Linked DNA regions of Homo sapiens: region 1 is linked to region 2. The links are chromatin loops, found by intact Hi-C in ENCODE. Cell type or tissue: heart left ventricle. All regions are shown on one strand. Each heading gives the region's core, and the rest is flanking DNA. Links, peaks and the distances in the headings are about the cores only.

What was found. Hi-C counts contacts between places; a loop is a spot of excess contacts. Peaks named below come from ENCODE experiments on the same cell type or tissue, not always from the same donor. Only the 100,000 strongest peaks of a DNase experiment are listed, where the experiment ranks them.
Region 1: a loop joins it to region 2, with 8 times the contacts of the local background. A loop is called at or near these places in 2 of 110 quality-filtered maps.

The regions. Positions count from the first base shown.
Region 1 is chr16:28,175,305-28,190,482 of GRCh38, forward strand. It overlaps XPO6 (exportin 6), which reads right to left. Exons shown (of 24, transcript NM_015171.4): 2 at 5,637-5,727; 3 at 1,916-2,028; 4 at 594-791. It also overlaps the pseudogene LOC124900376 and the pseudogene RNY1P10. Among named protein-coding and RNA genes, the nearest start is that of XPO6, 29 kb to the right of the region's middle. RefSeq lists enhancers at 12,368-12,537, 13,622-13,671 and a silencer at 14,064-14,203. In heart left ventricle, for the core only: no CTCF peak of the experiment used is centred there; no DNase peak of the experiment used is centred there; H3K27ac peaks cover 932 bases.
Region 2 is chr16:28,249,093-28,264,270 of GRCh38, forward strand. It overlaps a transcript of SBK1 not described here. Among named protein-coding and RNA genes, the nearest start is that of SBK1, 36 kb to the right of the region's middle. RefSeq lists an enhancer at 11,422-11,922. In heart left ventricle, for the core only: no CTCF peak of the experiment used is centred there; DNase peaks (open chromatin) are centred at 9,649, 10,299 and 11,356; H3K4me3 peaks cover 2,513 bases; H3K27ac peaks cover 2,197 bases; H3K27me3 peaks cover 1,233 bases.

The DNA of each region.
Region 1 (15,178 bases), core at 4,301-12,300, 74 kb before region 2:
TCATTCCACCATAAACATGTAGCCATGTTTTCTCCCTCCCCAAAACTTTTCATTAGCTCCCTAGGAAAAACTACGAATTGCACAATGGAACCCCCCAACCCTTCCTGGCCTGGCCTCTGCCCATCAATCTAGCCCCTTACTCTGCCACTTCACCATCTCACATCTCAGCCCAACAACACCAAGTCTACATGCTATGCCACCATAGCACTCTGCATATACTTCCACAATAATTACCATATTGTTGAGTAATCACTGTTTGCACAGCTATTTCCCCCACTAAACGCCGAAACTACTGAAAGCCTCACCCTTGTACCCCCAACACCTAGTACAGCACCTAACAGGCTTTCAAATACTGGCTGAACAAACTGCACAAGAGGTTAAAAAGAGATTAAGTTTTTCTCCCCCACTTTCTCCACCTCACAAAGATACAATATGTCTTATAAATATAAAGTGAATGCGATAATCAGTCCTACAATAACCTCACTACTGCAGTTCCAAACTGCTAATCTTAAAAGTCCTCTTCAGGACAAGGAAATAATCACTTCAACAAACAAACTATTCACAAGATAAAGTTTCCTTAGGCATATCCTTACCTGTAAAATGTTAGTAAAAAAGTCGTGGTAGAACATGGGCCAATCCTGACGTCCAATATCAACAATAACTTTGCAGAGCTTGTTCCGGATAAAGTAAGGTAAGGTTTTATGGTGAGCCAAAAGGAGTTTGGGCAGACAGCTACGGATTTCCATCTTATCCTGAGATGGGACCCCAAGCCACATTTTATTGATCAGATTCTGAAAAACAAATATACATCTTTTAAGTTAACAACCTATACACAAAAATAACTGCTTTTCATCCCACAGGTAGCTATTATCACTTCAATAAACAAGAATCCCTCTTTAAATAAAGGTTTGGGGCAATATGGCAATAAGAATAATAAAAGTATTCAAATCTTAGGACACAACAGTCCCATTCCTAGGAAGAACTGCCAAATAACAGAAACAAAAAGCTGTATGTGCAAAAACTTTTTTACACCACTGTCTCTAATGGCCACCAAAATATAATGACAGAAGCAACTTCAATGTTCAAAAACAGGAGCATGCCTTGGTGAATAATGTCATAACCACATGTGGGGATATAAAATAAAGTGGGGAAAAGTAGAATACAAAATAGCATGGGCAATATGATTACAATTAGATTTTTTTTTTTTTTTTGAGACGGAGTCTCGCTCTGTCGCCCAGGCTGGAGTGCAGTGGTGCAATCTCAGCTCACTGCAAGCTCCGCCTCCCGGGTTCATGCCATTCTCCTACCACAGCCTCCAGAGTAGCTGGGACTACAGGCACCCGCCACCACGCCCGGCTAATTTTTTTTTTTTTTTTTGCATTTTTAGTAGAGACGGGGTTTCACCTTATTAGCCAGGATGGTCTCCATCTCCTGACCTCATTGATCCACCCGCCTCGGCCTCCCAAAGTGCTGGGATTACAGGCATGAGCCACTGCGCCCGGCCTACAGTTAGGCTTTTTAAAGGGGGGCACAGAAGACAAGGATTGGAAGAGAGGTGATAAATAAAACTTTTTGTTGTTGGGGATGATGGTATTATGGTTATTATTTCTCCTCCTAAAATGTTTTTATTTAATTATCTTTCCTTTATCAATGATAACAGGCAGGGAATAGTTACATGTTACCACAAATGACCTACCTACTTAACCCTAAAGTCAACCATCCATCTTACCTTTCTAGTGTGGAAGATGGAAGATGCCCCAAACACCAGACAACTACATAAAGACAGTATGTGGGACGACATCCCAGAGCTGAGCTACCCTCTCCCAGCACATTACAGCTCTAGTCTAGTGCTAATGATATGGCAATAGAACTACAAAATCCTTTTCAGAAGAGTATAAAATTACTGACAACTTACCTCAAAAACTGTTAAACTGTACATCATTACATAGTCATTCCTAGTGCTGGAGAGAAAGTACAGGCAGAATCTCCAGGCTCCTATTTGCTGGGCAAAGTTATTAAGAAGCTCCTCTGGAAAAGTTAAATGGCAACAAAAGAAAGCTATGAAAATACATGAAATTAGACAAGACTGGGCTATCTTATTATTATTTAAACATGTCTCTCTGCATATAATGTAAATGATGTCAAAACCAGCGGATTCTTTAAGATAGAAAGAATAAATCATACAATATTTTTCTGCGTCTGAGGTGACCATGGACACTGACAATGTTTTCAGCCACCTAAAAGCCAATAACCTCGCTATGGATATTTCTCTAGGCAGAGAAACTTTCACTGCTAAAGTTCTTATTTAAGCTAATGTGTGGCTGGAATGTTCTAAGAGTACCCTTCCATCTTCTTAAAACTGCTAGCTAACTTACTTCGTCTGAATATGAGCTACATTCTAGGGCCTCGCCATTCCTCTACAAATCTTCAGTGGAGCCTACATTGTTCACACACACAAAATGACGGCTAGAAAGGCAGAAAAAGAAAAGATTAAGACTAATTCTACAAAGATAGGAAAGGAAAAAAATGCAAGAGAATTCAAAACGGCTAACTCTTCATTTGGGTTGGTTTTATTTTAAAACACTGCCACCAAAAAAGTGAATCGACCGGTGGCAAGAGCAACGATGACGAGTGTTGCGGCGAGTAGCCCTGTCCACACATCACGTTGGTTAGAAACGGTTTTCCTCCTCCTGAGGCTGCTGATGGCATCAGCCAGAACCCACAAGGCAGCAAGCATTACGGGGCTACCATCATGTTTCTGGACATGCTGTCCCTTAGTCACCTTGACCTGCTGCACTGGTCATGAAATATAATCCAAAAAGGGTAAAAGTGCAAAGGCCCACAACCTTGAGAGATTCTAGAAAGCCTTTGGAAAAGCAGAACACACAGCAGCTTCTTCTAATCCTCAAGTCATTGCTCTGCTAGTTCCCTACAACTTAAGCTAAATGCAACGACGCAGTCTCATTAAAAAATCCATGGAAAGGCCAGGCACAGTGGCTCACATCTGTAATCCCAGCACTTTGAGAAGCTGAGGCAGGAGGACTGCTTGAGGCCAGGAGTTGAAAGACCAGCCTGGGCAACACTGAGACCCTGTCTCTACAAAACAATGAAAAACTTAACTAGATATGGTGGTAAGTGCCTGTAGTCCTAGTTAATCAAGAGGCTGAGGCAGGAGGAGACCTTGCTCTGTTGCCCAGGCTGGTCTTTAACTCCTGGCCTCAAGTGATCCTCCTGTCTCAGCCACCTGAATAGCTAGGATTATAAGCATGAGACACCACGCACAGATGGCTATTTAAAGAAAAAAAAAAACTCGACAACTTAGGAGAGTGTCAAAATGAACATGCTTTGGTGTGCCTGAAGCTTTAGCCCAGGAGGCCGAGGTTGCAATGAGCTATGATCACGCCACTACACCCAGCCTGAGTGATAGAGCAAAATCCTATCTCTTAAAACAAAACAAAACAAAAAAAAAAAAACAAAAAAAGGCCGGGCCCATTGGCTCATGCCCGTTAATCCCAGCACTTTCGGAGGCCAAGGCGGGTGTATCACGAGGTCAAGAGATCGAGACTATCCTGGCCAACATGGCGAAACCCCGTCACTACTAAAAATACAAAAATTAGCTGGGCGTAGTGGCAAGTGCCTCTAGTCCCAGCTACTTGGGAGGCTGAGGCAGGAGAATCGCTTGAACCCGGGAGGCAGAGCTTGCAGTGAGCCAAGATTGCGCCACTGCACTCCAGCCTGGCGACAGAGTGAGGCACCATTTCAAAAAAAAAAAAAATCCAAGCCTTTTAATTTTAGATCATTTCAAAGAGGGCTCGTGGGGCTATGAAACCATGAGCTCTTAATGCTATGACCAAAGACTGAAGTTCTCTATAGGACGCCATAGCACTCAATGGTGCTGTTTTCCTGAGGAGACATAAGAAAAGGGGGGAAACATATTTTTGTAGAGATGGAGTCTTGCTATATTACCCAGACTGGTCTCAAACCCCTGGGCTCAAGTGATCCACCCGCCTTGACCTCCCAAAGTGCTGAGATTACAGGCATGGGCCACCATGCCTAGTCAAAAACATTATTTTAATAAAAATAAAAGTTAATTACAAATCCATAAAAGGAAGCTAACAGCCTGCCCTAATAATTAAGCAAAGGTTTCTGTGAATCCCCAAAGTGAAGTCAAACCAGACTGGAACTGAGGAACTCTGGGCTCTGTTCTAGACTCTGAGTCTGACCCCAGGTGAGTCACTGCTCCCCCTTGATGCTTCTGTTTCCTCCACTCTACAATGACCACATGGTCTCGAGGTCCCTGCTAACAGCTCTATCAATTTCTAGAGCACTAGTGATTTACCTTTGCTGGAGGGTGGGTGGAGCCCTTTGAAGAAAAGGCTTCCTTCCTTTCTCTGACCAAACTAGGAAAAGCCTAGAGTTTATCCCAAGACCATAGAAAAGAAGCAATAAGTAGTCCAAGTCCACACACTCAAATAAAGCTACAATGACTAGGTACAAAGAGAACTGAACTAAGACAAGCCTACTGTATAGAAACAAACCCCTGGATTCCCCTCAGCCTGCACTCAAATTTGGCATCTGGAGCATTTGGCTACTTAAATCTCTTTTAAGATCAGATTAGAATATGAACATGTTCAGAAGGTTCTACGTTTAATTCATGAAATAGAAGGTGAGAAATATTTGATTTACAAACCAAAAATTAAAAGAATCAAAAGCATTTCAATTATAATCTAAAACAAGACTTCAAAGAATACAGTAGAGTGTCAGAATATCGAAGACTAATGGCCAGGCACGGTGGCTCACACCTGTAATCCCAGCACTTTGGGAGGCCGAGGTGGGCAGATCTCTTGAGGTCAGTTCAAGACCCACCTGGCTAATACGGTGAAACCCCGTCTCTACTAAAAATACAAAAAATTAGCCGGGGGTGGTGGTGGGCACCTGTAATCCCAGCAACTCGGGAGGCTGAGACAGGAGAATCGCTTGAACCCAGGAGGCGGAGGTTGCAGTGAGCCGAGATCGCCCCATGAACTCCAGCCTGGGCAACAGAATGAGACGCCGTCTCAAAAACAAAACAAAAAAATTTTTTTTTGAGACAGGATCTTACATTGCCCAGGCAGTGGGAAGCCCCCAAAAGTAATACCAGTTATGGGATTTCTGGGCACTATTAGGTTCAGATCAGACGTCTGCACAGCAAAACATGTTCATTTTGACACTTTCCTGAGTTGTTACTGTTTCTCTTTAAATAACCATCCAGGTGCAGTGGCTCCCGCTTATAATCCCAGCTATTCAGGAGGCTGAGATGGAAGGATCACTTGAGGCCAGGAGTTCAAGACCAGCCTGGGCAACATAGCAAGACCCTGTCCCACCCCACCCTAGACGCCCCCACCAAAAAGTCGCAGGCTTCTTATATGAAAGTTCAACAACATTGCTGAAATTAAGATCCACAGTGATGGATTTTCTTTCCTTTGGTCAAGTGGAGGGGTTTCCCCAGCCACCAGCCAACAGAACCAGAGCGAAAAGAGCAAGAATTCAAGTGGAAAGCACGCAGACTTGACCAGTCACGGCTACGAACAACTCCTTCCTCCCTACCAGGGCCTCCTCATTATAAATTCCTCTTTACAAGTCAATGCTCCACTTACCTATCTCACGTTTTCTTTCATTGGTTGTACAATCGTGAAAAAATTCTGTCATCAGACTTTCCAATGCCCTGAGAGAGGCTTCTTCAGATGCCTAACAAAGGAATTTGAAAAAAAATCAATAAGCTGCATCTTCAGTTCCACTGTTCCTCAGTTCCTTCTAGGTCACATTCAACAGCAAGAGCAATTTACTTCCTCAAAATCTTGGTTCAACATTCTTCAAATGCATGGTATATGCCAGAAAAAACTGAAGGGAATTTCCCAGCTGGCTCAAAACCCAACGTTGTTGTTGCATCCTCTATAAATTCATGCTACTGTGCAGCTGATTTTCAATTATGTATGCTAAGAAAAGGGGAAATTCAAAATTCAACTCTGGAATAATGATTGAAAGCAAATTAGCCCCTGGCCCTTCCTGAATGGGCAGAGCAGAGAGATTCAAGAAGGCCAGAACTCCTCATAGACTATTCATCCCTGATACATTTCCCCTGTGTCTGAATAATTTGTCATATTTTGATTCACAGCACTTATATCAAACAGCTTCATGGATTCTCAGGGGTTTGGGGGGTAACCAGGGAGAGTGGTTTTTTTTTTTTTAAGAGACAGGGTCTCTGTTTGCCCAGGCTGGAGTATAGTGGTGCAATCATAGCTCACTGCAGCCTTGAATTCCTGGGCTCAAGCGATCTTCCCATCCCAGCCACCCAAAGCAATGGGACTACAAGTGTGAGTCATTCACTGCAACTGGCCATGGATTCTTGGAGGTTTTTGAAGGCATTCCAGGAGTCATACAGTCAATTCTCAATCTCACGTGAGCAGCCAACAGAGATTAAAGTGCAGCTGAGAGCCAAGCTAACTAGGGATTCAAAATTAGCTCCTGTAAACCACAGGCCCACAGTGAGAGCCAGACTCTCAGCAGAACTGCTCAGGTTGGAAATGAGAGGAGAGGCAGCTCAAGGCCCCCAGTACCCATCCCCTCCCTTTGGGGTTCATATGGAGCCCCAAAACCCACTTCCTTTATTCTTACTCAAGTAGGAGTCGCAGGAATGACCTTGAGTTAACACTCCTTCACACAACCTGCCTGCAAAAAGGTAACCATTCCCAAACCATTTTTGAGTCATCACTGGTATAATTCTACCCCAGACATAATCAAGAGCCAGCAGCAGTTGTGATTATTTAATTATCTCTTAACTTCTTTCTTCCCACCTATCTCCCTTCCCCATATCCTCTCCATCAACCATGGACTGAGACCTGACTATAAAAACTGCATTTTAAAACAACAAGCCCACACTCAAATGTGTCACATGTCAAACTGTAGTATACCAGCGGCCTCCGTCGGGTGATTGACTTTGTGAAGACTGAGGAACAAATTTTCATCTCTGAGGAAAAACCAGCACTTCTCAGTACCAATTACAGAGGCTGAATCAGACTTGATTCATAAGCGTGTGCACACCAACCAACACACACAAGTGCACTCACTACACAGAACACAGGGCCACGTTCCTCCCACACTGAGGTCACAGAATGATGGCTCTGCAATGACACCTGAACTGCGACACACTGAATGATGAATTATTGTACAATACTTTGAGCGCTTGTGAGTGAGAGAGACTTTCTTCCCTGAACTTTGTATTTAGGATAAAGATTAGCCTAGCCCCCTACTCCTCTTTCAGACTTCCATATCGGTTTAACTAAAAAATATCCTTGGCTTGCAAGCCAAGCTGTTTTATTAAAAACTATCTATTTTTTCAAACCCAAAAATAAACTGAAAAGTGAAGCTAAAATAAGACTGCAATCTTCTAAAATGTTTCAAGTGTTTGTGTTGATCAAAACAGCCTCACTGTTCTCACTGACTTTATAAATAAATGCTATAAATGCAAACCTCTAAAATGAGTGTACATAATAAAAGAACGCCGTAGTCTGTTTCATAAATCGAGTCTGGTGTGCCATTTCATTTGAAAAAAGGATTTGCTATTTAAAATAAAAAGGCTGTGGGAAGATGCAGAAGAATCAAAAAAAATAGCACATGTTAAAATAAATCAATAGTTCTTCTGGAGCCAAAATGTGTTCCTGGAAACTAAGGACACATCTGCAAATCATATCTCTCCATAACTTCTTGTGTTGAATCATTTTAAAGTAGATCCTGCAGCAAACTTGAGCTTATCACATCCAGGCAATCAACCACCACCATTTATTTAGTACTAGATTCTTGAGGAAGAGATCTGAGAAATAAATGATTACTGGAAAGTTCCTGATAATCTCCAAAAAGAATCCAACTCTGCCACCATTCCCAGTCCCATCTACCCTTTACTCTCTGCCCCAACCCAAGAAGTTACAGTTCCTGCAGAAAGTGGAAGGACAAAAGTACTCCTAAGAATCCCAGATGGGCTGGCCCAAAGGTACTGAGTTATCTCACTGGACTGTTTGCAGTCAGTTACAGATCCAACTCCTTGTTCTACTCTTTCCCCCGTTCTCACTACTACACTTCACTAGTTTAAAAAAAAAAAAAAAAAAAAAACCCAGATGCATTTTCCCATTAAATGATGGCTACATGAAAAAGGAAGCTCCAAAACCAAATCCGGGGCATTACCAGGTGTTTCTCAACAAGAACAAATAAGTGCTGTTTGCATTTTTAATCATTTCTATATCTGTAACAACAATACCTGCCTCACAGGGTGATATGAGATCCAATCAGGCGATCCATGTAAAACTGCTACATAAACCATAAGGAATTATCTAATCTGTAGTTATGGCTGATCTCATTTTTATTTGGTCTTAGATACCAAATGAAAACAGACCAAAGCAAAACAACAAAAGTGGTCAGGCCTACTTTGAAACTAGAGACTCATGCCCTCAGGTTTAAGGGCTTTCTCCCAATCATATCTAGTGGGGCTTTTCAGACTAGATTTCAAAATGAAGCTATGTAAAATGTATAGGCGGGAAAAATCAGGAGGCCAAGAATTTGCTAACATCACACAATCAGAACAGAGGTAGAAAAGACATAGAAGGCACATTCAAGGATACTGGTTCAAGGATACTGGAGAATTCCCTGGCTCCCGTTTGGCAACAAAGCCACCGGAACCTTGGCCAGCTGTTTCAAGCAAGTGGTGAAGCCAGAAAGTAGATTGGGTGAGTTAAGGAATTAACTGCAAGTGAGGAAGAGGTAATACTCCAAGCAGATTACACTTTCAAGTAATGAAAGGGACAAAGAACATAAAACAAAATCCAAGTGCCATCGTGTGGTAGGGAGACAAGGCTTCCATTCCCAAAGGCTATTCAAAAACTTTATCTCCTGCGCTGCATTAATTTATGAAGAATAAGAAAATTTATCTGACTGCCTCCTACCTTGTGCTTGGGATTTAAGCCTCAGACAGATCTTGACAAACTAAGGAAAGGTAAGATAAGTTTAAAACTAAGTGAGACACATTCACACACAAAAATTCCAGTTGGATTGTAGATACAGAGTATCTTCACGAGCTAGGGGTAGGGAAAAATTTCTTAAACAGAACACATAAACCACTAACCATAAAGGAAAAGACTGGTAAGTTGAAATGTTCATCAGATGGCACAATGGAGAGAGTGTAAAAGAAAGCCACAAAATAGGAGCTATCTGCAATATGGAAACAGGGAACTCATATCAGAGCATAAAATAACTTCAACAAATCAGTAAAAAAAAAAAAAAAGACAAAGGACTTCAATTTTTTTGGACAGGCAAATAATTAATTATAAAAGAGGGTATTCAAAAAGCCTATAAATAAGTGTTCAGCCTCATTAGTTATCAGGAAAATACAAATTTAAAATAAGATAGTGCTACACATCTACCAGAAAGGCTAAAATTTAAACGACTGACAATAATAAGTGTTGATGAGGAGGCTGAGCAACCAGCACATGCATGTACTGCTGGTGGGAGTATACACTGGTACAACCACTCTAGAAAACTGACAGCTAAACATATGCATATCTTATGACCCTGCAATTCTACTCCTTGATATATACCCAACAGAAATTTTTACATGTATACCAAACGAAAACATACACAAATGTTCACAGCACTATTATACACAATACCCAAAAAGTCAAAAGAACCCAAATATCCGTCACCACTGGAATGGATGAATAGTGATTTCTTGATAGAGGAGAATATTATAAGACAACAGGAATTAATATTGCTACATGCAACAACACAGATGAATCTCACAAACACAATGTAGAGTGAAAGAAACCAAAACACAACCTTTCATTATTCACTTTATATTAATTTTAACAACAACAACAAAAAAAAGCCAGGCATAGTGGCCCACATCTATAATTCCAGCTACTTGGGGGGCTGAGGCAAGAGGATCACTCGAGCCCAGGAGTTCAAGGCTGCAGTGAGGTATGATTGCACCAATGCACTCTAGCCTGGGCAACAGAGCAAGACCTTGCCTCTTAAAAAATAATAATAATAATAATTTAAATAAGTAAAACTTATCTATGGTGTTATAATCAGACTAGTGGTTACCTTGGAGGAGGAGGGATTCTGGTAATAGTCTATTTCTTTATCTGAGTGTTAGTTACACAAAGATGATCAACTTTACAATTTATCTGCTTCTGTGTAAATATATACTGCAATTTTAAACACTTAATGTTTTAAAATCCTCATTTCTAAAGTCCAGGTTGGTGTTATCAGACTCTTTAGAAACTGTATTTTAGCTCTATCAGCACAACTATGGCTCTGGGGACTGGCAATAAGCCTGCAGGTAACAGTGTGAGCATGAGGCTCCTGATTTCTAGGAACCATCTCTTGTCTTCAGAGCTGCCAGGATGGCAGCACAAGGTATTACAACCCCATAAGCCTATGCTTCCCCAAGAGTTACTTGGCTCACCTCAATAGCAAATGGCACATACACTTAAAATCCTTGGGCAGGATGACGAATTAAGCTTGGCTCAGAATATACTCTTGGAGAGCTCTGCATAGATCTAAAACAAACCCAAGTTTTCTGTTCCAGAAACAGTTAAAACTGCAAAGGTGATAAGCTTGCAACTGTGCCTGCCCTGACTTTATCTGCTCCTTTTACTTTGCTGCTCATGGGTCAGCAGTTCAGAGATCTATGCCATTGACTCATTTATTAAGGGACTACTAAGTCCACCAAGACCCATAATCACCTAAAAAAATTAAAACTTGGAAGAAGCAGAAGGGTGACATAATTTGAGATCGCCTTTGCTTCTTCCCCATATTCTCCATCCACAGCAAACACCATCAGGTCTGCGGACTGTTGCTTCTCACTCTTTTGCAGGTTTGTACCTTCTCCCTCACCACTATTTCTACGGAGCCCTAATCATCTCCTGCCTACGTTACTATAATTGCTTTTACCTGGTTTCCAGGTTTTCCAATTCCAATCCAAACAGTACTTTACCGCCAGATAAATTCTCTTAAATATAGATTTTTCTGCCCCAGTTATTCTTTTTTTTTTTTTTTTTGCTAAAGACATGGTCTCTGTTGCCAGGCTAGAGTTCAGTGGCATGATCCTAGTTCACTGAGGCCTCAAACTCCTTGGCTCAAGCAATCCTCCTGCCTCAGCTTCAAATAGCTGAGACTACAGGCACATGCCACCACATCTGGCTTTTATTTTCATTTTTGTAGAGCCTGGGTCTTGCTCTGTTGCCGAGGTTGGGGTTGAACACCTGACTTCAAGTGATCCTCCCACCTTGGCCTCCCAAAATGCTGGGATCACAGGTGGGAGCCTCTGCATTCAGCCTAATTTTTTTTTTTTTTTAGAGACAGAGTGTTGCTGTATCACCCCAGACTGGAGTGCAGTGGAACAATCACAGCTCACTGCAGCCTCAAACCCCTGGGCTCAGGCGATCCTCCCCACTTCAGCCTCCTGAGAAGCTGAGACTATAGGCACATGCCATCACACCGCTCCAATTATTCTAAACCTAGCTTTAATTCTGGAGTGACTAAGCAACTCAGCTATTTGTTGGAGAAATGAGAATTCAATACTCACTAAGTAACTGATATTGCTTAAATTAAGCCCCTGGGATACAATGATGAGTAAGACGGTCCCTAACTTCAAAGAACTGAAGGTGGCCTAGCAGTTACATCCTGTAGTCCTGGCGTACATATAAACAGCCTCAGAAGACCAAAGAGAAAACTAACTCTATCTGAAGGAAAGAAAGCTTCAAAGGGGTGATTTGGGTTTTGAAGAGCAAGGAAGTTTACTAGGAGGATAAGAAGGAAAGCATGCCTGATTCAATGTCACTCGCCATAGGAAGCCACTCCAATCTGAACACTCATGGTCTCATAAGCGAGTACCTAGCCCCATCCTGCATTTGCTTCTGAGACTGCAATTTATAGTTTAACCTTCATGAATTTTCCTACACAGATTACAGTACAGATCAGGTCATTTACATCTTGTGTCTTTGTCTTGTAATCAGTACTACAGAATTTTGCCCTTGGTGCTGTTCTCTGGTCATTTCAGAATGGCAAAAGTTTTAAAATGCAGGCTCTAGGGTCAGGTTCCCCAAGTTTGAATCCAAATGTGCAGCTTGACCTTGGCCTAGTTATTTAATGTGTCACTGTTTCTTCTTGTGCACAAGTGGGGACAGTAAAAGTACCTAACATATTGGGTCATTCTGAGAATTAAATAAAATGTAAAATACATAGTAAACACAATGTCAGGCATGAAGTGTGGGCTGAAAGTCACTGTTCATACGTCATAGATATTAGGCTTCTCTACCCAGAACATCAACTGTCTGGAAAGATGCTCTATCTAGTATGTCTGTATTTTCTACAATATCTACCATGGGCTGGTGGCTCAACTATCTTAAAGACCAAATTCAAGACAGTAAAAGGAACAAGAAAACTGTTGGTATCACTTTCAGTTTCTCAAGAATACTGGTAATTCCTCCAAATTGAAGATACATGTGACTCTTTACATTTTCCCCTTTAAGGGTTCTGACCATAAGCAGACTTCTGCTCACACGCAGATTCAATCTGTGTTGAAAAACAGGAGACTGCTAACACTGAGACTGAAGGTGGATAATAAGGTGCTTTTCCCTAAGATGTAGCAGCTAGAAGGTGGTTTCCTCAAACCCTGATTAAATCTGTAATATGTTACCTAATGGCCTCTAAAACAACCCCCTCTAAGCATAACCTTTTTACAAAATTAATCTTGGGGAATAATGACTATTTTTTAAATTTTTTTTAAATAAAGATGGGGTCTTGCTATGTTGCCCAAGCTAGTCTTAAAACCCCCAGGTTCAAGCAATCCTCCCACCTATGCCTCTCAAAGTTCTGGGATTACAGGCATGGGCCAACATGCCCAGCCAAAAATGACTATTTTTTAAAGACACTTCTATTAAGCTTTTTGCCATCCTTTCCCAGAGCCTCATTTTGTATAATCTACTAGGAGGTGAATCATATGGGTCTCCTATATTCAGGTTCATGGGCTCATAGATACCAAACCTCAACAAAATGAGGACTAGTATCCCAGAGTGCCATTCAAATATCCCTGTGGCATATCTAGAACAGTGTCATTACCCTATTTGCTGTATATAAAGGTTTCGAAGAAAAGTGATTCTATCCCTGCTGCCAACGAAGGTTAAAAAGTATGCAAAACATATCCGGTGTGTTACAACACATGCGATTAGCAAAGATATTCAAACTCATGTAAACTTTCTCTGAAAGCTAACAGGATTACCATAGATGTCTAAACTCTCAGATCATCACTCTCACTTCCCTACACCCTTCACCACTGCAAAAAAAAAAAAAAAAAAAAAAAAAAAAGGAGAGAAAAAAATCTTTGACCTGTAGGCCTGCACACAAGTATGAGATGAAATACTAAGCTTAAAATAACATGCATGGGAACCAGGGCGAGTGACATCTACCTATCCCCCTCCTGAAGTCATTCAGCTCAAAAAGCCAGAAAGCTAGAAAAGTGCATCAAGGAAGCCCCAGTCAGGAGAACGACATTCAGAACAATGCTTCCTCCCATCTCTCCCTCCGGTCACTACTGCTCTTTTGCATCCCAGCCCGTAGATATTTTCCTTTTCCTTTTGTTTTCTGGAGGCACAGGTCTTGCTCTGTCGCCCAGGCTGGAGTACAGTGGCACAAACTCTATCTCCCGGGCTCAAGCTATCCTTCTACCTCAGCCTCCCAAGTAGCTGGGACCACAGCTGCACACCACCACATCCAGCTGATTTTTGTATTTTTTGTAGAGCTGGGGTTTCGCCATGTTGCCCAGGCTGGTCTTAAACTCCAGGGCTCAAGCGATCCGCCTGCCTCAGCCTCCAAAAGTGCTGGGATTAGAGGCACGAGCCACCGCGCCCAGCTGACACTTCCTTTAAAAAAAAAAAAAAAAAGCACAGCATATTGAAGTGGAAATCTCACTTTATTCCTCTATTTAAAAAAAAGAAAAAGTGGTGAAGCCCACTGACCCTCCACAGTCTAGCAGTCAGCAGGGCAATCAGGGAAGCCCAGAGACACTGGATGACTCGCTCAAAGACACACAGCCAGTGAGCAGCCAGCCAGAATCTCAGCCCCAGCCACACCCATGTGAGTTCCTTTCCTTAGCCTGACTGTGATAGGACAGCGTAAGGCCAAGCAGAGGGAAGACCGAGGTACAAATATACATTGATGTAATTCATTCTAAACATTGTGTACAAGAGTTGCAGGAGAAAAAAAAATGTCTTCTACTGAAGCAAACAGACAACCACAGCATGTAACAGGACTGCTAAGGCTGGGCAGGCGCGCCCACCCCTCTATTAACACAATCTGGAACAAAGTCATCCCCTCGCATGAGAAAGGCTTCTTGTTTTCTTGTCTGCAGCTTAGATCTAGACATAACTTTGCACAATATCTTCACACAGACATTTAATATTTGATTAAAACATACACTCTGGCTGCATCTAAACATAATTTTAGTCATTAAAAAGCACTTTTCTGCTTTAATCTAAAACTACCATAAAGTTGATCGATGGCAGAACATTCCTCTATTATTTCTTGGGTTTGCACAAAGTGCCCAGTCAGATTGTCTGTCTCTTCCTCTAATTACTGCTGAGGACCAAGAGTTAGAAGCAAGATGACTGCCGGGTGTCTGGGCCAGGAAGTTCAACTGATCCCACTGTGGCAGTGATAACATGGAAGCAGCATATTTTCTCCCCATGGAGACCAGTTAGAGGAAACATCTTTGTATACAGAGGATGGTACGTTTTATGCTGGGAAACCTCATCCACATAGTATTGGAGAATGCATAAAAACAAGACTCATCAATCAGCTACCAATGGAGAGGTGCACCAGTTTCTTTCTTTATTTTTTTTTTTTTTTGAGACTGAGTTTAGCTCTATCGCCCAGCTGGAGTGCAGTGGCACAATCTCAGCTCACTGCAACCTCCACCTCCCAGGTTCAAGCAATTCTCGTGTCTCAGCCTCCCAAGGAGCTCGGATTACAGGTGCCCGCCACCACACCTGGCTAATTTTTTTTGAATTTTTATTAGAGACAAGACTTCATCATGTTGGCCAGGCTGGTCTTGAACTCTTGACCTCAAGCGATACCGCCCACCTCGGCCTCC
Region 2 (15,178 bases), core at 4,757-12,756:
GGAGTTGCAGTGAAGCGAGATGCTGCCACTGCACTCCAGTCTGGCGACACAGAGAGACTCCATCATAAATAAATAATAAATAAATAATTTATATTTATAAATTAATAAATAAATAATTTATATTTATAAATGAATAAATTATATTTATAAATAAATAATAAATAATTTATATTTATAAATAAATAAATAATAAAATTATTTACAAATAAATAAATAAATTGAAGCAGAGCTGACAACTGCCTAAGAGGGCTGTTCTCACATATCCCACCTTGCTGAGGTCTGCACACAGCTTGCCCACGCTGCCAACCTTCTCTGTGAGCCAAGTGTGCTCACCCTAAGATGGCACTCCCAGCCCCCACTCTCTCCTGGTTCCTCCTCCCCACCACACAACTGTCCGGAAGAAGGATCCAGACCAGGGGGCAGAGTCCCCTGTGGCTAGGGACTGACCCCGCTGGGCTGGGCATCTGAGGCCACCAGGGAGCCACCATAGTTCTTTGGGCAGCTCCATCTCAACACAGGACCATGTGGCAGGGGCAGCTCTCTTGCTGGCATTTGATGGAACAGCTGCAGCATGCAGGGGAGGGATTCTTCTTATTGTGTATGGATCCCCAAGGACAGACTAAGGGCCAGGAGGTGGAAGGTACAGGGAGGGAGCCTGTGATGGTTAATATTGAGTGTCAACTTCATTGGATTGAAGGATGCAAAGTATTGATCCTGGGTGTGTCTGTGAGGGTGTTGCCAAAGGAGATTAACATTTGAGTCAGTGGACTGAGAGAGGCAGACCCACCCTCCATCTGGGTGGGCACCATCTAATCAGCTGCAAGTGTGGCTAGAATAAAAGCAGGCAGCAGAATGTCGAAGCACTAGGCTGGCTGAGTCTTCTGGCCTCCATCTTTCTCCCGTGCTGGATGCTTCCTGCGCTCAACCATCAGACTCCAAGTTTTTCAGCTTTTGGACTCTTGGACTTACACCAGTAGTTTGCCAGGGGCTCTCGGGCCTTCAGCCACAGACTAAAGGCTGCACTGTCAGCTTCTCTAATTTTGAGGTTTTGGGACTTGGACTGGCTTCCCGGCTCATCAGCTTGCAGACGGCCTATTGTGGGACTTCATTTGTTATCGTGTGAGTCAATTCTCCTAATAAACTCCCCTTCAAATATTCATCTATCCTATCAGTTCTGTCCCTTTAGAGAACTCTGACTAATAGAGAGCCCTTTTAATTGCCTGCAGCTCTATGGGAGGTAGTGAGTTTCCCATCCGTGTTCCTTTCCCTGGAATGCTCTTCCCACAAGGATTTGCAGAGCTCTCTACTCAGCCCCTTGAGGTCCATGCCACTCAAGTGTCACTTTATCAGTAAGGCCATCTGCAGCCACCTACCTAACACTGCAGACCTCCCACTCCATCCTCTTCTTGCTCCACTTTCTTCATCACTTATTATCATCATCCATTTTTATTAATTTATTTTTCTTTTGTTTTTTTAGATGGAATCTCACTCTGTCGCCCAGGCTGGAGTGCAGTGGTGCGATCCCAGCTCACTGCAACCTCTGTCTCCCGGGTTCAAGTGATTCTCCTGCCTCAGCCTCCCGAGTAGCTGGGATTACAGATGCGTGCTACCACACCCGGCTAATTTTTTGTATTAATAGATACGGAGTTTCACCACGTTGGCCAGGCTGGTCTCGAACTCCCAACCTCAAGTGATCCTCCCGCCTCGGCCTCCCAAAGGGCTGGAGTTAGTGGCATGAGCCACTGCACCTGGCCTATTTTTATTAATTTATCTTATTTAATATCTATCTCCTGCCACGAGAATATAACTCCACAAAGGCAGGGACTTATATCGGTTTTGTTCATTCCCGAATCCCCTGTGTCTAGAATATAAGTGCACATAGTAGGCACTGTAAATATCATTTTCATTCTCATTTCACAGCTATAGAAACTGAGGTTCATAGAGGACAAATAACTGGCTTTCACAGCACCCCTAGGTTTCCAACCCCAGATACTCTGTCCCCTTAACCCTACACTACATTGTGGTTAGAAAATGCTTATTGTAGCACTGTGTGTAATAGAAGAAGGCTGTAAACAACCTGATTTCCCATCAGTAGGGGAGCAGTTAAACAAATTACAATACCATGCATCCTGTAATAGCCTATAAAAGCAATCTGTAAATGAATTAAGCAGATCAATATGCACATATATGGAACAATCTTCAAGCTATTGTTAAGTGAAGATAGCACGAAGCCCAACGGTGCATTGCATGTGCTCTCATGTTTGAAATAATAATAGTAATGATAATGATAATAAACCGGGCCAGCCACGGTGGCTCATGCCTGTAATCTCAGCATTTTGTGAGGCCAAGGTGGGAGGACCACTTGAGCCCACAGGTTCGAGGCCAGTCTGGGCAACACAGTGAGACCTTGTCTCTACAAAAAATTAAAAAATTACGTGGTGGTAATGCCTGTAGTCCCAGGCTGAGCCTGGGAAGTTGAGGATTGCTTGAGCCTGGGAAGTTGAGGCTGCAGTGAGCTATGATTACACCAGTGCACTCCAGCCTGGGTGACAGAGTGAGACCCCATCTCAAAAAATAAAATAAAGATAAATGACAAACAGGATAGTCACACACACAAAGGCTGGATGTGCAGAGAAATGTTCTGGAAGGATGCTCTAGAAACTGTTGACAAGGCATAGGACAGCCTGGGGGCCTCTAGTAGGAGGAAGCCTTTGTATTTCTTTTTGTAGCACTGAGATTGGTTTTTTTGTTTGTTTGTTTGTGTGTGTGTGTGTTTGTTTGTTTGTTTATGGAATCTTGCTGTGTCACCGAGGTTCGAGTGCAGTGGCACGACCTTGGCTCACTGCAACCTCTGCCTCCCAGGTTCAAGCGATTCTCCTGCCTCAGCCTTCTGAGTAGCTGGGGTTACAGGTGCCCACTACCACACCTGGCTAATTTTTTTGTATTTTCAGTAGAGACGGGGTTTCACCATGTTGGCCAGGCTAGTCTTGAACTCCTAGCCTCAAGTGATCCTCCCACCTCGGCCCCCCAAAGTGCTGGGATTACAAGCATGAGCCACCACACCCAGCCAGCATTGGGATTTGAATTCATGCACACGATTTACTTTTTTTCAGCAACATAAATCCTCCACATAGTTTAAAACTCAAAGCTACAGGCGGTATCTCAAAAATTAGCAGCCCCTTATCCTGCTGCTCTGCACTCCAACTCTTCTCTTTCTAAATTAGGCAATGCATTCAACACTTTTAGCTGATCCTGCTGTTTGCTGTTGTCTTTGGAAGTCAAGGTCATTCAAACTCCAAGCAACATGAAATTCACCCAGGGATCTTGTTAAAATACAGGTTCTGATTCAGCAGGTCTGGGGCAGGTTCCAAGATTGTGCATTTCTAATAAGCTCCCAGGTGATGCTGATGCTACTGGTCCATGGATTATTCTCTGAATGGCAAGATTCTAAAGAATCTGTGAACACAGCTATTTCTTGATTTTTCTGGTTTTGATCTTACTTCCTACTATAGAAAATGAAAATGTAGTTCTCTAATATCCTATCCCTCCTCTTCCACACACATGCATACTGTCTTCATCCTCCCAATATGGTTATATAACCTTTTTGGTTAAATATGGTTACATAACCTTTTTGGTTAAATATGGTTATATAACCTTTTTGGTTAAAATAAGTTTTGGTATTTATATTATTATACCTTTGTAGATAATATTAACAGCTCAGCCACATAGTATACCATGATGGCATTTCCATTTTTGTGCAACCTTTTGTTTTCCCTGGAGTTAATCATTGCTTAATGTTTTCATTTCAGCTTTATCAGTGCATTCACAAACCCTCCTGACAAAACTGAAAGGCTCTTCTTAGTATATTCAAACACATTGCATAATCTAGGTCTTGGAGCCCCTGTCCCCCGATTCAATATAGGTTGGTTGCTCCACGTATTTCCTCTGACAGAGCGAGACTCCAAAAAAAAAAAAAAAAGCACAAGAAATGGGTTACCAAACAGAGTTTGAGGCAGAGAGGAGGATTTGGAACCTCTGCTATGAATTAGATCATGACTGCTAATTGTATCCTATTCTCCCTTCCTCTTTTCAATAGTAATCCACCTTTGCACCTTTAGCAATGCATATGGCCATGCAGCTAGAGACTGAATTTCCCAGTCTCCCAGTCTCCCTTGCAGTGAGGAACCAACTATTCACTAACAGAAAATGAGTAGGAGTAAGGAGTGTCATTTAGGCATCACTCCATCTTTCTTCCTTCTTGAGGACCAAAATGTGAGCGTGATGCTTATAAGCCATTTTCGACTGAGAAGACTACCAACCCCTGGACTGCTACCTGAGAAACAAAATTCTACCTTGTGATAAAGAAAACTTGGCCCAAACCTGGCTCAGGATATAACTTTTTTCCATGTGATGCAATTCACAACCTCCTTCTGGGAAGACATTGGCATCCTTGACAAAATGAAGAAGCAACCTTTTTTTTTTTTTTTTTTGAGACCGAGTTTCACTCTTGTTGCCCAGGCTGGAGTGCAATGGCACAATCTCGGCTCACTACAACCTCCACCTCCCAGGTTCAAGTGATTCTCCTGCCTCAGCTTCCCAAGTAGCTGGGATTACAAGCATGCGCCACCATGCCTGGCTAATTTTTTGTATTTAGTAGAGACAGGGTTTCACCACATTGGTTGGGCTGGTCTTGAACTTCTGACCTCAGGTGATCCACCTGCCTTCGCCTCCCAAAATGCTGGGATTACAGGCATAAGCCACCTTCCCCGGCCGCAACATTCTGATAAACTTTAATTCAAGTAAGACTTCTTCTAGGAAACCAGGGGCCCAGCGAGGTGGCTCATGCTTTGTAATCCTAGCACTTTGGGAAGCTGAGGTGGGAAAATTGCTTGAGGCCAGGAGTACAAGACTAGCCTGGGTAATATAATGAGACCCCCATCTTTACAAAAATTAAAAATTAAAAAAATTAGTTGGGAATGGTGACACATGCTTGCAGTCCCAGCTACTCAAGAGGCTGAGGTGGAAGGATTGCTTGAGCCCAGATCAAGGCTGCAGTGAGCTATGATCATGCCTAGGTTGGGCCTGGGCGGACAGAGCAGATGAAACTTGGCAGACGCCATTCTCCGAGCCCTGGGTCCTGGGTTCCAGACAGCTACAGTGATAGGTGAGGGCCCCAGCGGACAGATCCTCTAAATGGCCCGAGCATTTCCAGCCAGCCAAGGGTGGGCCTCAGCTCCATCAGGAAGGGCCTGGCTCCACCAGGAAGCAGGCAGGGCCTCCCCAAGGCCTAGCTATCTCAGGCCTCTTCCTCTCTTGGAGGCTCATTGTGTTTTGGAAACATTAAAAAATACCAAAAACAGCATTATGAAAACCACGGTGTATCTTAAATGTTTACATCTGCCTAATGAACACTCCTGTTTTGTCTTGGTTTTGTTTGTTTGTTTGTTTGTTTGTTTGAGATGGAGTCTTGCTCTGTCACCCAGGCTGGAGTGCAGTGGCACGACCTTGGCTCACTGCAACCTCCGCCTCCCGGGTTCAAGTGATTCTCCTGCCTCAGCCTCCCGAGTAGCTGGGATTATAGGTGCCTGCCACCACGCCCAGCTAATTTTTGTATTTTTAGTAAAGACGGGGTTTCACCATGTTGGTCAGGCTGGTCTTGATTTCCTGACCTCAGGTGATCCACCAGCCTCAGCCTCCCAAAGTGCTGGGATTACAGGAGTGAGCCACCACACCCAGCTGTAATGAACACTCTTAATACAAACACACAAATACAGTGCCATATAGCTGTTCCATTCACAAGATAATTACAGGACTCATATAGGACATTGACCACCACGGGGTAGCGGAGGAGGGTATGGTCTGAGAAGGGAGGTTTCCCGGATGACGTCCCATGAATGTCTTAGCTTTCAATCCCATCAGAGAAACTGTCATGCCTGAGTGTATGACGGCATGCAAAGATAATACCACAGGTCTACGTTTTGTTTTTCTTTTTTTCTTTTTCTTTTTTTGAGGTGAAGTATCGCTTTGTCACCCAGGATGGAGTACAGCGGCTTGATCTAGGCTCACTGTAAACCGGCCAAGTAAGTCTAAGTTTAAGGTTCTTAATGTGGGGCCCAGGCCAGATTCCTTCAACTCCTCAAGACAGGTCTGTAAGCCAGGCCTGCACCCAGGAGGATGACCAGGGCTGACCCTGAGTGGTGAGAGGAAAACTCCCCCACATCCCAAAGCAACAGAGCCAAGGGCTACAGGCCTGGCTCTGGCGCCAGAAATTTGTGACATGGCCCCTGCTGTCCCAATGGTATGGCCCATAGGTCTGGCTCAGGGGCCAGGAGGGCCTTGGGGGAGGCAGAGGGAACCACCATCCCTCTAGGAGGGGTGGCAAATGGCCGAGATTGAAGGGGTCAGACCCTCCAAGATGTTCAGGGCAGAGTTTGGAGCTGCATGGTGACTCTAATCCTCCTTCCCTAGGCTGTCATCAGAAGAGGGTCAGGGGTGGGAGAGGGAAAGGTGGAGTCTTAGGCTCTTGTGAACTGTGTCTGAGCCTCTACCCGCTACCTCCAGCCGAAGAGCCAGGCCCAGCCACCCAAACAGGAGACAGACAGAGCTTCACAGCCACTAAGAATTAAGACCTATTGATTTTCCCCATTAGCTAGAGAACGCCATCAAAGTGCATTAAAACCAGGCAAAGCGGCAGCATCGTGAATAATTAACATCTGCAAATGACAACCCCATGGGGCTGGGGGGAGGCGGGAAGGGGCTTCTAGAGGCCTGGGGCACCCTGACCCCTTCTGACCCCCACCCCAGGGAGCTATAGTCTAGGCTGCCCTCCCCTCCCTGTCTCTTGTCCCCTCTCATTCCCTGTCCTCTCCTTAAAGAAACACCAAGTCCACGGCGCAGCCAGCGACCTAAGCCGATGCAGGGAGGATAGAGCACGGAGGCAAGAGTCGAGTGGCAGCTCTGCTGTGTGTCACTGTGTAACCTCAGCAAAGTTGCTGCCCCTTTCTGGGCTCATTCTCCGCCTCTGCACAGTGCAGCGATTGGCCCAGCTGTCCTCTTGCTCAGTCTGTGGTTCTAGGGAGGAACAGTGACTCCCAAAGTCACATAGCAGGTCCGTAGCAGAGCCTGGGCCACTGCGGCCTCCCCCGCAGCCCAGTCTATGGGACCCCTTTGTGCCAATCGGAAAAAAGCACCCCCTTTGGGTAAAGCAATTGGAAGAGGCCACCCCTTTGAGGGGACCAATTTGAAAATGAATGCATGCCCTCTGAATAGATCAATTAGAAAAAGGCACCCTTCTAGGGGGACTAATTTTTTCTTTTTTTTTTTTTTTTGAGGCAGGGTCTCTCTCTGTCTCCCAAGCTGGACTGCAATGGCGCAACCTTGGCTCACTGCAACCTCTGCCTCCTGGGTTCAAACGATTCTCATGCCTCAGCCTCCTGAGTAGCTGGGATTACAGGTGTGCGCCACCATGACTGGCTAATTTTTGCATGTTTAGTAGAGATGGGGTTTCACCATGTTGGCCAGGCTGATCTCGAACTCCTGACCTCAGGCAATCCACCCTCCTCGGCCTCTCAAAGTGCTGGGATTACAGGCCTGAGCCACTGCGTTCAGCCTAGGGGGACTAATTTTTTAAAGGCACCCTTCAGACTAACCAATAAGAAAGAAGCACCATTTTGGGTGGGCCAATAAGAAAAAGGCAACTCCCCATGCTGTCACAGTTGAAAAGTGCAAGTCTTGGCAGAGCAGAGGTAGGGCTGGATACCACCCCCCAACCATCCTCCCCTCCCCTCCCCTCTCCCCTCTCCCTGACCCCTGACGGGCTGCTATCTGCCAGGGTGTCCTTGTGCATTGTGCACAGCCTAAACAACTGTACATGGCTGCTCTGTTCCAAGCCTCCACCTTCTCTGGGCCAAGGAGGCCCAGACCTATTCTTCCAGCCAGTGGAACTCAGTTCCACATATATCGATGGTCCCTTCCAAGCCTCTCTGCTTCCCCACCTCCAAACTCCTCAGCCCCTTAGCTGACCCGAGTTCCCACTTCCATCTTCCTCCCACCCACCCTTCCTCCTCAAAGCCCTGGATGGGCAGCTCTGGAACCAATCCCTCATGCATATCCTACTGCATCACCTCTGCTTCTTGCTGCCTTGCAGTGCACCGTCCCTGCCTTCCATGCCTCTGAGCCTTCGCATACTCTATTCTCTCTGCTGGCGATACCTCCTCTCTTGAGCCCCCTGGAAAACTCTACTCACTCTTCAAGGCCCAGCTTAAAGATCTCTGCCTCTCACTCTCCTCCTCAAATGCCAGCCAGTTCTTGCCTCTGGGGTTTTGCACCTCTTCCTAGAATGTTCTGCCTCCAGATCTGGCTGGTTCCTCCTCCTTCCTCCTCCTCCTCCTCCTCCTGCAGGTTTCAGCTCCAGTGTTCCCTTCTTGGGAGGTGTTCCCTGAACACCCCATCTAACTACCTCCCCATCAGCCTGTCACATGTCCCTGTTTTATTTTTTTCGTAGCACTTTGGACAATCTGAATTTATTTTTCCTTGGTTTACGGGTGTTTCCAGAGCCATTGTGAATGGTGGTGCATGTTGTCAACTGCAGAGGAGGTGAGTGGGGCCGAAACCCAGCCTGGGCCCACACTACAAGCTGGTGCTGGGGCTGTACCTGCTTGGCGGGAGGCACCTTTTCCTAACTCACATGATGGCACTATGCAGGCAAGCTGCAGCTCCACTGGTGTCACCTCCTGCAGTGACACCCAAACCCACCAAAGAGGAACGGCACCTGCCCACTTCACTGCTGTGTGTCCATGTCCAGCATGGTGCCTGGCACCAAGCAGGTGCTCAATAAACATTTCCAAGCCTGGTGCAGTAGCTATAATCCCAGCTACTTGGGAGGCTGACATGGGAAGATCGCTTGAGCCCAGGAGTTTGAGACCAGCCTGGGCAGCATAGCAAAACCCTGTCTCAAATAAGTAAATAAATAAATAAATAAATAAATAGATTCAGGCAAACAAATTCTGTTATGATTCCCCCACTCCCACCCTCTTCCCATACTCCTCAATAAAATACGCTAGGCACTGTGGCTGCTTCGTCACTGGGTCTCACTGAAGCCAGCCCCAGACCTGGGTCCAGGGTTGGCAAAGGTGACTGTTAAGGGAACATAGGAGGACCCAGGAAGTTGAGGGGTGATTGTGTGAGTTTGGGAGCCCTGGGGATGCTCCCTGAAGCCCTGAGCCCCTTCTATCCCAGAGGAGCTGCCCTGAGCTCCCAGTGCCCCTTCCCAGGGCCCCCCAACTTCCTGGGGGTACATGTGGAGGGGTCAGGTGGCCCACACACTCCCAAGCCCCGGGAGCCCAGTGCAGCACAGAGACTCATGGGCAGGAGGTGGCACTGAGGGTCCTGCTGCAGCAGCCAGGCTCAGAGCGGGGGCAGGATCAAGGCACCACCCTTCCCTCTGCTCCCCGAGGCCACTTCGCCACGCTGCCTGGCCGCACCCGCCCGCCCTGCCAGCCTCCCCAGCTCTGGCAGAGAAGGAGTTAACCTCCAGGCTTCTCAGCGTGAATGTGGAGCTATTAATACCCACAGCCCAGCCAGTCTGCCAGAGAAGCCACTGGAGCTGGGGAGAGCAGGGAGCCGGGAGAGCCGCCAGTCGCAGCCGAGCCGGGACCGGGACTCCAGGGGTCAGAACTTTTCTCGAGGACAGCGTGGGCACCGTGCCAGCCTCACCTGGCCCTTGCCCGTCTTTCAGCTGCAGGTCCCAACCCTCTCTCCTGGAGGCCACCCATGCCACTCACCCCAGCCGAGGAGAACAAACTTTCTTAGGGAAGGCACCTCTGCGGCCGTGCTGGCTGGACCAGGAGGAGCAGACGGCTGGACAGACAGGGGGACTGGGGCACGGGACACCTGCAAGCCTGCCCTCCTAGTCCTGCCTCTGACAGACAGCCACAGAGTGGGCAGCCGGAGGGCCTAGGGCTCCACAGGGGCAGTTGGGGGGGCACTCCCAGACCTCCGTCTGCCCACCAGCCACCTCGGAATCCAGGTGGCTGGACACCGCTTCGCACGGCCCAGCCCCGTGGCTGGAACCCCCACGGGTCAAGACAGGAGCCCCCGCCAGACAGAGCCCCCGGCTCCTCCACCCACCGAGGCGACGGGCAACCTGAGTGAGAAGGCACAGGTGGCGGGCGGGCAAGTGCAGAGCCCTGAAGCCGACGGGCTGCTGACCCTGGAGCGCCCTGGCTCGGGGACTCCTGCCCAGGCTGGCGATGATGCTGCGGAGGCCACCCCTGGCCACCCCTGCCCTGTCCTGGAGCTGCCTCCGGCCTGGCCCATGGGCTGCGGAGTCGATGATGTGCCGGCCTTCTGCTTCGTCTGCTTCCACAGGGAGGAGGAAGAGGAGCTGCTGGAAGAAGTCCCATTGCGGAGGTCAGTGCTCGTGGGTGGCCAGTGGGTGGGCAGCAGGTGGGCACAGCGCTCGACCCAGGGTGCCTGTGGGCCTGGCAGTCTTGCTTCAAGTCAATCTCTCTCTGTCCACTGCTTACCACCCACTGCCACTTCCTGCTTCAGATCTCAGATCTCTCACCTGGTTGTTGCCACAGCCTCCTTCCTATCTCCCCCACCCTAGCCCCAGAGTGGCTTTCACGTCCTCTCCCACAGTGAGCATGTCCCTCCCCTGCTCAGAGCCCTCCATGGCTCCCAGCTCCCGTGGGATAAAGTTAACACTCGGCTGAGCATTCAAGGCCTGCGTGATTGGGGCCGACACTCCCCACCTCATCTCACTCTGTTCCCCTATATTAACCTCCAGTGAAACTCTGCCCAGACTTCTCTTCCCCCATTCTCCTCCATCCAGGCCCAGCTGCAACGCTTCCTCCTTCAGGAAGCCCTCCTGGATGTCCCTGTCCCACCCTAACCTGAGAGCCACCTTTCCATCCTGCACTGCAGTGGCACCTAACAGATGTTCCATCTTTGTTGAATTCATACACGAAAATGCATGCATGTGTATTTGCTTGTGTGTGTGTGTGTGTGTGTGTAAAAGAGAGAGGGAGAGAGACAGAATGGTTTGTGTGGCTGCGTGACTGGGTATTGGGGGTGACCGTGTGTGACTGTGAGCCTGTGTACATGTTTGTGGGAGCAGGTATGAGTGCTGCATACCTATGTGGAGGGAAGGGCTGTGCCTGGGGCCCAGTGGGAGTTCAAGCCCTAGAGATCATTGTTCCTTTAGCCAGCTCTCCCCACCCCCACCTGCAGGGAAACCCAGGCTCCAGCCAAGTGCATTATCCAAGCTGTGACCACAGGCTCTGGGAGTGATCTGCAAGGGAGACAGGGGTCACCTCTGCTCCAGCCCAGCCTGCCTGTGCCTCCATCACTGTCTGAGTCAGCACTACCCTGCCCTGGGTGGGGAGAAGGGTAGGCATGGGCCAAGCCAGTTTCCCCCTCCAGGATCCTTCCAGGACAAGTGGGCCAGGCGAGGGCTCCTGGAGCCTGGGCTGGGTTCCTCCCTGACTTTCTCTGTTGGACTCTGGGTGCACAGTTCCCGCTCCGTGGGCCTCTGTCTCCTCATCTGTAAAATGGGAGGATGTTCCCTGCTATGGTTGTCAGCTTAACATTCAACACAGTGACTGGCCACCCACAGACTGCCAGGGCCTGGGCTGGGGACTGGAACCTGGCTCACAGGGTCACAGCCTGCTAGGAGAGACAAAAGAGAAGACAGGTCAGTTCTGCACAGGGTAGTGGGCATCTTGATGGGCGTGGGTGCACAGTGCCTAGGAAGTCAGGAGGCAAAACAGACCACCTCTGCCCACAGGAGCCATCGGAGGCCCACCAGGTCTGTCTTAACGTGCAAGTGCCTTCCCAGGGGTGAGAGAGGCTGAGGAAAGGGCATCGCAGGCAGTGGGAACGGCAAGAGGGAAGGCTTGGTGCAAATAAGAAACAAAGTGTGGATGGTGAGGATGAGGCTGGCAGAACAGGGCCAGATCACAGAGGGCCTGGACGCTGAGCCGGGGACCTGACCCATAGGCACTGGAGCAAGCAATGGGGAAGACTCGAGGCAAAACAGGGGCAAGTGAGGAGAGGCAAGGAAATAATAGGTGCAGAAGGGCTTCTTGCCCTAAGCAAGAACTCCTAAGCAATGGTCTCATGATAGAACCCCGTGTTCATAGTGAACACTCAAAATGCTTGTTGAATGAATACATGAATGAATGAATGAACGAATATGACATTGAAAGATAGGGCATCAGGCGGGGTGTGGTGGTTCACACCTGTAACCCCAGACCTTTGGGAGGCCAAGGCGGGTAGATCGCTTGAGCTCAGGAGTTCGAGACCAGCCTAGGCAACACAGTGAGACTCCCGTCTACACACACACACACACACACACACACACACACACACACACACACACACACAATTAGCCAGGCATGGTGGCATGCACCTGTAGTCCCAGCTATTCCAGGGGCTGAAGCAAGAGGATCCCTTGAGCCCAGAAGTTCGAGGCTGCACTGAGCTATGATCACGCCCCTGCACTCCAGCCTAGGCGACAGAGTGAGACCCTGTCTCAAAAAAGAGAAAGAGAGAGGGCATGGGAATAATCTGAGTTGAATTGTTAAAAAATACTACACTCCCAGACCCTGCATCGGAGATTTTGCAGCTTCAGGTCTTAGGATGGATGTGTAATGTTGATCAGTTTCCTCCAGGTGAACAACGTAAGCAAACCAGCATTTGGGAAGCCCCAGAAAGAGACAGGAATAGGCCTTAGGGTTGGCAGCCGTGAAATCTGCCCCCTCATCCCTCATCCCTTCATCTCCCACCTCTGATTCTGGGGACTCTCTGTAGGGGATGTCTCTCTGCCTCCTGCCCTGGGAGTATGGTAGCCTATGTTTGCAGGAGCTGGTCTCCTTTCTAGCTGGCAGGTTCTGGCCCTTTAAGACCTGGGAGGGGACAGGGCCAGGCTGGGCAGAGACAGTGACCACAGGTGCCAGGTGGTGAAGCTAAAAATACTGAGTGATGTGTCCGCCCAGGCTGCAGGAGCCAGTGCTGGCTGGGGAGGGTGGGACAGAAGGCTCTGGAGTGTTTCTTTGCTGCTGGAGGAGGGGCAGTGGGGCAATGAGGCTGGGTGGGGTCACCTTGGGGGCTTAGAGAAATCTGTGGCTGCCCCCAGCCAACCCCGCCCCGCCTCTCCCAGCCTTGCTCCAGCCCCTGGTAGGCTCCAGGATTCAGTCCTAGAATAGCTGGCTGCCACGTTTAGCAGCCCTGGGCAGGCTAATTCTGGTGCATCCTGCTTCTGTGTGATCCTGGGGAAGTCACTTCTCTTTGGGTCTCTGCAAAATTAAAGAGTTGGACTTTCTCAGGCATTTGTAGGGAAAGAAAGGCAACGAAGGGGGGCAGGTGACCAGTTCACTCCTTTGTGGATTCAGTACATTTTCCCTGAGGCTCCCTGGGGACTGGATGCTGAGGCCACTGCGATGAATGTGACACAGCCATGTCCCTGGAGGGGCTCACAGCCTAGTGAAGACAAAAACAACACACGCTCGAACAGACAGCACAATGTGCTATAATAGAGGTGTGAGCACTGTGCCCTCGGCTTCTGTTGTGGGACAATGCAAGAGACAGCCCCACAGAAAACACATCTGCATTTGATGAAAATTTGTCAGCAAACGCATCACCCACAGTAATGTTCACCAGCCACCTACATCTGGTGTTTTGATGTATTAATTAAGGTGAGGCAAGCTGTTGGAATAAATAAGCTTGGCAATCGTAATGGCTTAACACAGAAGAGCCTTATATTCTGGGTGTGTGTGTGTTTTGGGGTGGGGGTGGTGATGGAGGAGACTCTGCTCCACGTGATCTTTCAGGGATCCAGGCTCCTCTCATCTTGTAACTCTGTCATCACCCACGGCCACTGCTGGATCTTCTGCATCCAGCTTGCAGATGAAGAACAAGAGTGGAAACCACACATGAGGTTTTTATGAACCAAAGCTGGAAATGGCCTCCTTTACTTCTGCCCACATGCATTGGCCAGAACAGCTCATTGCAAGAAAAGCTGGGAAATATAGTCCCGTCTACATGAAAGCATCCAGTACATAATAGATGCCCAATGTTCTCATTCATTCATTCACTCAACAAATTTCGTTGCATAGCTTTTGTGGGCTAGCACCAGAAACTGGACTGAAAATACCATCCCTGCTCTCATGGGGTTTATATCTAATGAGGGAGTCAAACAAAACACAAGTGAACAAATAAACAAATCGTCAAGGTTCAAAGCCCATTGTGAAGGAAATTACCAGGGATGGTGGAGACAGCTGCTTTGCATACGGTAAACAGGGAGGTGAGGATATTTCATCTAAGACCTAGAGAATGAGAAGTAGCCAGCAGTGGGGAGACGGGTAGTAACAGCAGCTCAGGCAAAGCAAATTGAGAGCAACAGGTAGGCAGGAGCACGGGGAGGGCTCAGTGTAGCCGAGGCAGAGCAAATGATGGGGACAGTGACAAGAGGCAGGGCAGGAGGGACAGGAACAGTCAGGCCACGCAGGCCTTGGCACCCATGGCGAGGAGATGGATTTTGTTCCAGAAGGAATTGGGAAGCCTTTGAGAGCTCTTAAATGGGGGAAGTTGTATAATCTGATTGACATTTTAAAGGATATTTCAGGCTATGCTTGGGAGAATCAGTGGTGATGGGCCAGAATGAATAGAGGACGCCAACGTGGAGGTCACAGTGGTGAGCGGCTTTGGAGATGGGGAAGTAAGAAAGTGCTTTCTGAACATATTTAGGAGGCTGGGCACAGTGGTTCATGCCTATAATCCCAGCACTTTGGGAGACCAAAACAGGAGGATTGCCTGAGCCCAGGAGCTCCAGACCAGCCTGGGCAACATAATGAGATCCTATCCCTGCAAAAGAAAAATTCTAAAATTAGCCAGGCATGGTGTCGTGGGCCTGTAGTCCCAGCTACTCAGGAGGCTGAGGTGGGAGGGTTGCTTGAACCCAGGAGTTTGAGGCTGCAGTGAGCTGTGATTGTGTCACCACACTTTAGCCTAGGTGACACAGCAAGACCCTGTCTCTAAAACTAAAAATAAAATAAAAACAAACAAACATTGGAGACAAATCCACAGAATTTTCTGATGGGTCAGAGGAGGAAGGGAATCCGGGGTGATCTGGGCTTTGGGGATTGCAGAGGTGCATGGGTGATGGGCAGATTCGAGG